2 separate regions of the Homo sapiens genome follow, and region 2 is linked to region 1. The links are chromatin contacts, found by Hi-C or POLR2A ChIA-PET in ENCODE. All regions are on one chromosome and are shown on one strand. Each heading gives the region's core, a stretch centred on a gene start or an enhancer-like site at or near the end of the contact. The rest is flanking DNA. Distances are from core to core; before and after follow the strand shown. Region 1 overlaps DLAT (dihydrolipoamide S-acetyltransferase). Region 2 overlaps LINC02762 (long intergenic non-protein coding RNA 2762).

What was found. A loop is a pair of places that touch in the nucleus more often than their neighbours do. ChIA-PET counts read pairs that join two places held with the same protein, here RNA polymerase II (POLR2A). Pooled maps may share reads with other maps.
Region 2: a loop to region 1 is called in a pooled map, with 2.6 times the contacts of the local background. The contact joins two enhancer-like sites. A Hi-C loop is called at or near these places in 1 of 50 pooled maps. POLR2A ChIA-PET finds 5 or more read pairs at or near these places in 2 of 52 experiments (RWPE1 and activated T-cell).

Annotation. Positions count from the first base shown.
Region 1 is chr11:112,048,115-112,053,505 of GRCh38, reverse strand. It overlaps DLAT (dihydrolipoamide S-acetyltransferase), which reads right to left. Exons shown (of 14, transcript NM_001931.5): 11 at 2,157-2,272. It also overlaps a transcript of PIH1D2 not described here. Among named protein-coding and RNA genes, the nearest start is that of PIH1D2, 23 kb to the left of the region's middle. Within about 2 kb of position 2,630, at least 4 of the 41 ENCODE cell types and tissues checked have a DNase peak (open chromatin) inside an H3K27ac peak, as active enhancers do.
Region 2 is chr11:112,277,567-112,282,661 of GRCh38, reverse strand. All of the region lies in intron 1 of LINC02762 (long intergenic non-protein coding RNA 2762), which reads right to left. Among named protein-coding and RNA genes, the nearest start is that of LINC02762, 9.4 kb to the right of the region's middle. RefSeq lists an enhancer at 2,231-2,320. Within about 2 kb of position 2,026, at least 9 of the 41 ENCODE cell types and tissues checked have a DNase peak (open chromatin) inside an H3K27ac peak, as active enhancers do.

The sequences.
Region 1 (5,391 bases), core at 1,381-3,880:
ACTCTAGCCTAGGCGACAGAAAGAGACTCTGTCACAAAAACAAAACACAAAAAACAAAAAAAAACAAACAGTTGTGTTTGCCTCCTGGGAACTGACCTCAGATTAAGGGTTAGAACAAGTCACTCTAAGCCATGGAGCAGTATTCTAACCTAAATTTAATATTTATTAGGAAAATATTTTTTTGAGACAGAGTTTTGCTCTTATCACCCAGGCTGGACTGCAATGGCACAATCTCAGTTCACTGCAACCTCCACCTCCTGGGTTCAAGCAATTCTCCTGCCTCAGCTTCCCAAGTAGCTGAGATTACAGGCATGCACCACCACGCTCAGCTAATTTTTGTATTTTTAGTAGAGATGGGGTTTCACCATGTTGGCCAGGCTGGTCTCGAACTCCTGACCTCAAGTGATCCACCTGCCTCGGCCTCTCAAAGTGCTGAGATTACAGGTGTGAGCCCGGCCCTAAAATATTAATAAATATTAGTAAGTGTGGTATAATATATACTTGGTCTTTGTCCCCATGTTGCCAGTTCCTGTCATAGAGCCCCTAGAACCGGAATTTCCTGAGTGATAGGAGTATGTTTTGTTATTTATAATGAGCCCTTATATAATAAGCTCCATGACGGATACTTAGGGTGGGATCCCTAAGTAACCTCGGGATGGCGCCAGTCACTGGAAGGGTCAAAATGACTAGAGGATTAGAGAGTTGGAACTTTTAGCTCTACCCACTGACCTAAGGGAAAGGGGAGGGAGATGTAGGCTGGAGATCCTGGAGATCAAACTCTACAAAGACTTTTTTCTTCCTTTCCTTTTTCTCCCCAGCCCCCTCTATTAAGACCCTTCAACAAGATTTAATGAGCTTCCAGTTGCTGAACTGTGGAAGTGCTGGAAGGGTGGTATGCCCAGAAAGGACATGGAAGCTCTGCACCACCCCACCTCAAACCTCGCCCTAGCCATCTCTTCATCTGGTGTTCATCCATATCCTTTGTAATATCCTTTATAATAAACATAAAGTGTTTCCCCAAGTTCTGTGAATTGTCCTAGCAAGTTAATCAAACCCAAGGAAGAGGTCACAGCAACAAGTTTGTAGCCAGTCAGTTACAAGTATGAGTGGCCTACACTTTTGACTGGCATCTGAAGTGAGGGCAGTCTTGTAGGACTGAGCCCTCAATCTTTGGGATCTGACACTATCTACAGGTAGACAGCACCAGAATTGAATTGAATTGAATTAGAGGAAATCACTGCAGAATTAATTGTTTGGTTGGTGTGTGGGGAAACCCTCCCCACCCCTGCCTCTACTCATCTGGTCACAGAAGCGGTGCTGTGACTGTGTGACAGCAAAGTACAAAGGAAAAAAGTTTGTTTTTTTCCTTTCAGAATAAGAATAACATAGAAGCATCTACACAGCAAGAAACGAATAGGCTTAGGAGTCAGAATCTTGGTTCTAATCACAGTCCTAACACTAATTTATTAACTCAGGGCAAGTTACTTAACTCACGGAGTCTGTTTCTTTATCTAGAAATGGAAGTGAAAGCACTTAAATCATAAGATAGTCATGAGAATTGAATGAGATAAAAGAGACACACTGAGTACCATACTACTCTATACCATTGTATTATTAACAATTACTGTTCTAATTTTGCCCGTAAAGTTCAGGAGAATGAAAATCATCTGTTTAACCCTGCTTTGTGACAGTCATTATCAACTTAATTACACATATTTGTTCACTAATCTCCCTTTGCTGAACTCATACAAAGAATCTATAGCCTTTACTAGCTAAATCCAGCAATATCGCAGGCTGGACACTGTGGCTCACACCTGAAATCCCAGAACTTTGGGAGGCCGAGGCTGTAGAATTGCTTGAGCCCAAGAGTTCAAGACCAGCCTGGACAACAGAGCAAGACCCTATCTCTTTAAAAAATAAATCAACAACAACAACAAAAACAAAAACAAAAACAAGGTTGAAAATTGGGGCCAGTAAGAAAAAAAAGTAAAAAGCAGTAACTCATAAACATTTTTGTGTTGTTTTCAAGTTGTTTGACCTATGTAAGTCATCTGCCTCTCTGTATTCCATTTCTCCTTATCCCCTCAACTCCACTCACACATTAAATAATACAAGAAAACTACCGATGGATATATATCTTCCCCAGTTATACTTACTGTCTTATAACTGTGTCCATCCAAGAAGAATTTGCTTCGGGAACTTTTAAACATGCCAAAGCTGAAGCTTTTATGATGAAGTCATTGACAGAAATTTTGCTTCTCCCTTCTAATATCTGGAAAGACAAGAAGAACTGTAGTTTCTTCTTTTTTAATTTTAATTTTAATTTTAAGTTTCAGGGTGCATGTGCAGAATGTCCAGGTTTATTATATAGGTAAACATGTGCCATGGTGGTTTGCTGCACCTGTCAACCCATCACCCAGGTATTAGGCCTCACATGCATCAGCTATTTTTCCTAATGCTTTCCCTCCCCGGACAACTGTAGTTTCTAAATTCTCTCACCAAAGAGTAAAACTGTATAATCGTGAGAAAAGGAGGAAGAGAAAGAGAATATACAAATATCCTGAGGTGGAAAGAAAGAAATGAAACCAAACATTGGTTCTTTCATCTTTTTAAATGCGGACTCTTACAGCTGTTTCCTGCTAAGCACTGCTTTAGCATAATCCCATAAGTTACAGTATGTTATGTCATCATTTTCATTCATCTCAACAATAACAAAATTTGGTTCTTTGAAAAGATCAATCAAATGACAACCACAATGATAAATGTTTAGTTAGACTGACCAAGAAGAGGAGAGAAGACTAGAATTTCTAAAATTAGGAGTGAAATAGGGGACATTACTATCTACCTTACAGAAGTAAAAAGAATTATAGGGAATACTATGAACAACCATACAGACACAAGCTACCAAAACTGAACCAAGGAGAAACAAAAACTCTGAATAGACCTATAACTAACAAAGAGATTGAACTGGTAATTTAAAAACTACCCATGTAGAAAAGCTTAGACCCAAATGGCTTCGTCAGTATTCTACCAAATATTAAAGAAGAATTAATATCAATTCCTCACAAATTCTTTCAAAGAAAAATCAAAGAAGAGCAAGAAACACTTCCCCACACATTCTGTAAGGCCGGGATTAGCCTGATACCAAAACCAAAGACGACATTAGAAGAAAAAAAAAAAAAAGTACACACTAATATCTTATGAATATAGATGTAAAAATCTTCAACAAAACGCTAGCAAATAAAATCCAGCAATATATAAAAAGGATCATTCACCATGATCAAATCTGATTTATCCCAAGAATGCAAATTTCCATTAACATCTGAAAATCCATTAATGTAATAATGTCCTAACAGAATACAGGACAAAAAACACATAATCATCTCAACAGACACAGAAAGAGCATTTGATAAAATTCAATACCCCTTTTCATGATCAAAACACTCTTACTAACTGGGAACAGGAGGGAACTTGCTCAACCTGATCTATGGAAACCTCACAACTATTTAATGACCAAAGACTTATTCTCCCAAAGATCGAGAACAAGACAAGATGTTCACTTCTGCTACACCTATTCAACATTGCCTAGAGGCGCCAGCCAGAGCAATTAGGCAAGAAAGGAAATAAAAGGCATACAGGTCAAAATGAAAAAAGTAAAATTATCTCTATTTGCAGATAACATTATCTTGTTTACAGAAAAACCTAAGAAATACACTAAAAAACTGTAAGAACTAATAAATGACTTCAGCAAGTTTGCAGGATACAAGGTCAATATAGATCCCATTTCAGCAGGTATATGAAAAAAAAGATCAATATAGAAAAATGAATTGTTATCTCAATTGATTGCTCAGAGTCCATTATAAATCTAACTTCTTTTCTACTCTTCCGCCCTTCTCACTAGTATACCTGACTAGTCTTAAAAAAAAAAAAAAATCAATCATACCTTTATATAGTAGCAATGAACAATCTGAAAATGAAATCTAGAAAACAATTCCACTTAGAGTAGTATCAAAAAGAATAAAATACCTAGAAATAAGTTTAACAAATGCAAATTTAGAGTGCAAAACTTACACTCTGAAAAACTATAAAAAAACTGTTGAAAGAGACTGAAGAACACCTAACTAATACAGGGGCATCTACATGTTCATGGATGAAAAGACTATATTCTTCGGATGGCAACACTTGCCAAACTGATCAGCAGATACATCCAATCAATCCTTATCAAAATGTCAACTGGCTTCAATGCAGAAATTTACAAGCTAATCCTAAAATTCACTTAGAATTGCAAGGGACTCAGACAAAACAATCTTGATTCTGGCTAACACGGTGAAACCCCGTCTCTACTAAAAATACAAAAAATTAGCCGGGCATGGTGGTGGGCGTCTGTAGTCCCAGCTACTTGGGAGGCTGAGGCAGGAGAATGGCATGAACCCGGGAGGCAGAGCTGGCAGTGAGCCAAGATCACGCCACTGCACTCTAGCCTGGGTGACAGAGCAAGACTCTGTCTTTAAAAAAAAAAAAAAAAAAAAAAAAAAATCTTGAGAAAAAAGAACAAAGATGACTCACGTTTCCTGATTTTACAACTTATTACAAAGCTAAAGTAATCAAGACTGTGGTACTGACATTAAGGGTATACAGAGATTAATGGAATGGAATTAAGAACCTGGAAATAGGCCAGGCATGGGGGCTCATGGCTGTAATTCCAGCACTTTGGGAGGCCAAGGTGGGTGGATCATTTGAGGTCAAGAGTTCGAGACCAGCCTGGCCAACATGGTGAAATCCTGTCCCTACTAAAAATACAAAAATTAGCCATGCCTGGTGGCTCATACCTGTAATCCCAGCTACTCGGGAGGCTGAGGGACGAGAATTGCTTGAACCTGGAAGGTGGAGGTTGCAGTAAGCCAAGATCACGCCACTGCACCCCAGTCTGGGCAACAGAGTGAGACTCAGTCTCAAAAATTGGCACATGACAAGGATGCTCTCTCTCACCACTCCTATTCAGCATAGTATTGGAAGTTCTGGCCAGGGCAATCAGGCAAGAGAAAGAAATAAAGAGTATTCAAATAGAAAAAGAGGAAGTCAAATTGTCTGTTTGTAGATGACATGATTGTATAGTTAGAAAACCCCATCATCTCAGTCCAAAATCTCCTTAAGCTGATAAGCAACTTCAGTGAAGTCTCAGGATACAAAATCAATGTGCAAAAATCACAAGCATTCCTACACGCCAATAACAGACAAACAGAGAGCCAAATTGTGAGTGAATTCCTATTCACAATTGCTATAAAAAGAATAGAATACCTAGGAATACAACTTACAAGGGATGTGAAGGACCTCTTCAAGGAGAACTACAAACCACTGCTCAAGGAAATAAGAGAGGACACAAAAACAAAT
Region 2 (5,095 bases), core at 777-3,276, 230 kb before region 1:
CACTCGCAGATGCAAGGCAGGCTGAGATGGATGTGGTGTGCAGCTTGATCCTGGTAAGGCAGCTACTAACAGCGGTGCAAGTTTTGCATTGCACAACACTGTTGGGCTCCTTTCACATCATGGTCATCACAGGTTTTTCTAGTTCCTACAGCAGTTTTCTAGAAGATGTCAGTGGGGTGTGTGAAAGAAATGGTACCATTTTCCAAATTCAACCAAATTTGCCCTGTTAACCAGCTGTAGGCTGCCATCCCCACTCCCTAGTTCCTCTGCCTTAATATGACATTGGACCTCATCACCCAACCAACCTGTCCACAAAGTAAGTCCTGATGACGCCCCTCTCAGGGGCACACAAGCCATTCTTTGTGCCTCTCCTTGAAACTGATCATACAATGAAAATGAGAAACACAGCAGGACAAATGGAGAAGATGAATCCCACCACAAGATGTCCTGAAACTTCCATGCTGTTGGGAGCTCCTAGCCCCCTTCAATGCAGACCAAATCACCCAGCTCCCAGACAAGGGTTCCAACTCACAGCTGCTACATGTGAGCTCCCAGATGGGATAGCTCTATAATGTGCCGCACCTACATCCCCATTTAAAGGAAACCGCCTGCCCTCATCCCCTGCCACAGGTACTTCCCAGCAGGGCAGTTCTGTTTTATGGCACACTCTCCCCTGCCCAGCTAATTGCAACAGGAAGCAGACTCCCAAACAGCTCATTCATTGGCTGGCTAGAGACTTTTGAAGTGGCCCAGCACCTGAAAAAGGGGAAGGGTGTGTCAATTAGATTTCTATCTCAGAAAGCAAAACTGGAAAATGTCAAGAAAATCAGTCCGTTGGTGGCGGGAGCCAAGGCTGAAATGTCCTGGAGTGCAGCAAGTGGAGAGAGGCTGAAGGGACCACAGTGAGTGAGGGGTAAACCAAAGTTATGAATCAGCAGAAGCTGTGGCGCAGGGAAGAGGCAGGTGCAGAAAACAAGGCAAGGGAGCTGCCAGTGGCGAGCGGAGAATGGAGGACCTGCTCACAGAAGCCAGGTCGCCTTACTGGGGGAGAGCCAGAGCAAAGATCCAGGACTCCTGCTGGAGTGTAACCTCAGATCCAAATGCAGGCTCTGTGGACATTCTTGCTCCCTTGTTGCTCCCTTCTCCTTCCAGCTACCTCCCCAACTTCACTTGTACTGGTGTGTGAAGGCATCTGGTTATTGCCGCTTAAAGAACCCGGCCGGGCACGGTGGCTCACACCTGTAATCCCAGCACTTTGGGAGGGCGAGGCGGGCAGATCGCTTGAGTTCAGGAGTTCCAGACCAGCCTGGGCAACATGGCGAAACCCTATCTCTACAAAAAATGCAAAACAATTACCCAGGTGTGGTGGCACATGCCTGTAGTCCCAGCTATTTTGGGGGCTGAGGTGGGATGATCGCTGGATCCCAGGAGGTCAAGGCTGCAATGAGCCAAGATCATACCACTGCACTCCAGCCTGGATGACAAAGTGAGACCCTGTCTCAAAAAAAAAAAAAAAAAAAAACCACCTCAGTTCAACCATTAGCAAGTAGAGATGGACAGAGAAAGTCACACACACAAAAAAAGCCAATCAATAAGGAAACCACCTAAAAGAAGAACAATTATTTTACAGTTTCTGGGAATAATACTAATTAACATGTGTATAACCATTTGCAAATTTTGGCTTAGGATAATCATGAGAAACATAGAAATTGAATCTGAGTTCTGTCTCACCAGTCACCATTGCAGAATCAGTTCATTTTAGTCAGAAGGCCAGATAGGGGACTTTGCAATCTACAGCTCACCCTGTCACATCTCAGTGGATCTTTTTGAGGTGGGGGAAAAAAAAAAAAAAAAAAAACCTTGAGAAGCGAGGGCCAGGGGAAGGGAGGAAAGCATCTTGAAATAGACCATGGTGGCCACTAGAGGGAGATGCTACCTTGTGAAACATTTCACGGCCCGCTACTTCCAGGGAGAGTTCTCAGCTGAGACCAGAGAACGTGAAGGGACCTGCTCCCCTTCCTCCTCTTTTAGAGACGAGATGAGGCAGCATCCTCTCTGGAACCGAACGGGCTCTCCTCCGCGTTGGTGAAGACAAGGCCATGTTCTACAAAGTTCATGCATAACCCATCGTTCCTGCGGACCAAGGCAACAGGAATGGCCATCGTCTGGAGGGGCCGGCTGAAAGAGAGCCGGAAGAAGAAATGTCTAATGCTGCCCTCAAACATCTGAGAGAATACGGAGAAGGGCCACATTTGCTATGCGCGGCTTCAAATGGCGGAACTAGGACCCATGGCTGAGAGCTACAAGGAGAAACCACTCAGTACAAGAAGGGCTCCTTGGAAACACAGCTGACCAAATTGTGGAGTGGATCCAGCTGACACTGACCATTTTTGGGTGTGGCATAGATGGGCGACCACACTGTGTGGGCAGTTGGTCTCACCGCCTCTAAGACACCTTCCATCTCTGAGAACCTGCAGGAAGGAGAGAAGTGGCCTTGCGACCCCCACCCGCCCCGCCCACGCCGAGTGCTTCTTTGCCGCCCATCCTACCGCGTGCCACCAGGGGGCGCCGCTGCTCTGGAAGACGCCTTACCACTGAGGTTTCAGAGCCAATCCCTGAGAGCCAAGTGCCCACCCTCAACCAAAAGACCACCTGTTAGGTCGAGATAGCACAATGAATCTGGATTGGTTGCACCTCCGCTATTCCAAACACATTGCAATAGTACATAAAGTATAAAAAGAGAAAACCAAAAGATATAGTTCCTGCCCACTGCCGTGGCTCACACCTGTAATCCCAGTGCTTTGGGAAGCCAAGGTGGGAGGATTGCTTGAGGCCAGGAGTTTGAGATCAGCCTAGGCAACATAGCAAAGCCCCGTCTCTACAAAAAAAAAAAAAAAAAAAAAAAAATAGCCAGGTGTGGTGGCAAGCACCTGCAGTCCTAGCTATTTGGGAAGCTGAGGAGGGAGGATCGCTTGAGCCCAAGAGTTCAAGGTTACAGTAAGCTATGATTGTGCCAATGCACTCCAGCCTTGGGACAGAATGAGAACTTGTCTCTAAAAAAAAAAAAAAAGATATAGTTGAGCTGAAAAAAATATGTATGAATATCTCTTTGGATCAGAAAAGGAAGATAAACCCAAAGCAGTGAGCAAGGCTGAAGCTCCAGGACGGCTGCCCAGTGCTACCTGGGGTTACAAATTCCTGGGGAGCCATGGGCCCGGGGAGGGGAAGGACAAAGCCTCCCTTCCAGGAACTGAGACAAGCCACCCACTGTGCTGTCTCCAGTATCTGTTGTCACCAGCCACCTTCATGAGGCGTTTCTAGACCTGGGGTTCAGAGGGACAGGAGGAAGCAACTGCAAAACCTCTAGACAGGTGCAGTTGAACAATCAGAAGAGAAAGAAGAAAAAATCCAAAAGCCTCCCATTCCACATGAGCCTGCAAATCCAAAATTACAAAACACAGGAAGAACCTCATGCTAAGCCTAGCAGCCAGCAGCACCAACACTCTGAACATGAATCAATCCAGACAAAATTAGTATTCAGAAGCAGCATGACATACATGCATACATTGAAGCTGATAAGAGAAAAAGGAAGCATAATGCTGTCATCCACACAGGGTGAATGTCCAAATAGCACATGCCGCTGGCCTGCTGAGGAGCACCCCTTGGGGTCCACTCACAGAGAGGACCAGGAACACGTGTGCAGGTCCCCATGACCCTTTTCTCCTAGGTTAGCACTGTACTGCCTGGGAGGGGAAAAGAAGCAAAAGTTGCTTCCTGGGAGAGTCAGGAAGGGACATTCTACTGATGACACTAGTGGTTTGGGGCCTATCCGGGACTAAAGCAGCCCCTCTCTTGAGCCCCGTGTCCTCAAAGAGAGACTAGTAGATTGAAAAAGTACTGGTTCAAGGAATGTGAAACCTGCTATTAATTGATTTATTACTTTAGACAAGTCACTTTCCTTCTCAGAGCTTCTGTTTCCCCAACAGTAAAATGATGTTAAACAGATCATCCCTAAGATAAGGTTATCTTTGATAACCCAGGTAAGGTTATCATTCTAAAAGAAAGGAATCAGTAACTCATCTCTTTAATTCTTTCATTTTTAATACAAGCCTAGCACCTTTTCTTTTCTAAGTACAGTATTTAATTTCTGGTTGTAATATTAATCTATGTTCATTAGTAAAAGGGAAAAACTCAAAGAAGGAAATAAAAATGACTGCAATGTCACCAGTTAGAGACAACACTGCTAACATTTGCTGTAATTTCCAGTGACCTTTCTTTTACTGTGCTAATATAAATATGAGGGTGCTTTTTTTTTTTTACAGAAATCAGGTAATAATATTCACTGCTAACTGAACATCTACTACCTGTCAGACACAGGACCAAGTGCTATACAAACATCTCACCAATCTTTATAGCAACCTGCAGGGGAGACACAATGTCTCCAATTTACTGAAAAGAAAATTTCTGTGCAACAAAAAGTCAAGCAACCTGCCTGAGGCCACATAACTGTGAGGAACAGAGCAGAATTCCTACCATACCAGCTTCCTGAATGGTCTACATTGTCTTGTGACTTTTTTTTTTTTTTACTTATTTTTAACATGTTCTCATTTTTCAGTTACTTTTCTAACACATTATTATAAGTGGTTCAAGGTATTAATCACATAATCCCTTACTGGCTAGCATTTAAGATGTTTTCAATTTTCACTATCATAGACAATGCTGTGATTATCTTCCTTCCACATAATTCTTTCCACTCAGCAGTAATCATCCTTAAGATAAAAACGTTGAACATCCTGATCAAAGGGTATGCACTTTCTTTTTTTGTTTTTTTATTTTGAGACGGAGTCTCGCTCTGTTGCCCAGGCTGGAGTGCAGTAGCGCGGTCTCGGCTCACTGCAACCTCCGCCTCCCGGGTTCATACCATTCTCCTGCCTCAGCCACCCAAGTAGCTGGGACTACAGACGCCCACCACCGTGCCCGGCTAATTTTTTGAATTTTTAGTAGAAACGAGGTTTCACCATGTTAGCCAGGATGGGTATGCACTTTCTTAAGGCTATTGACAAATAGTGTCAAATTGCCCTCCAAAACACTCAAA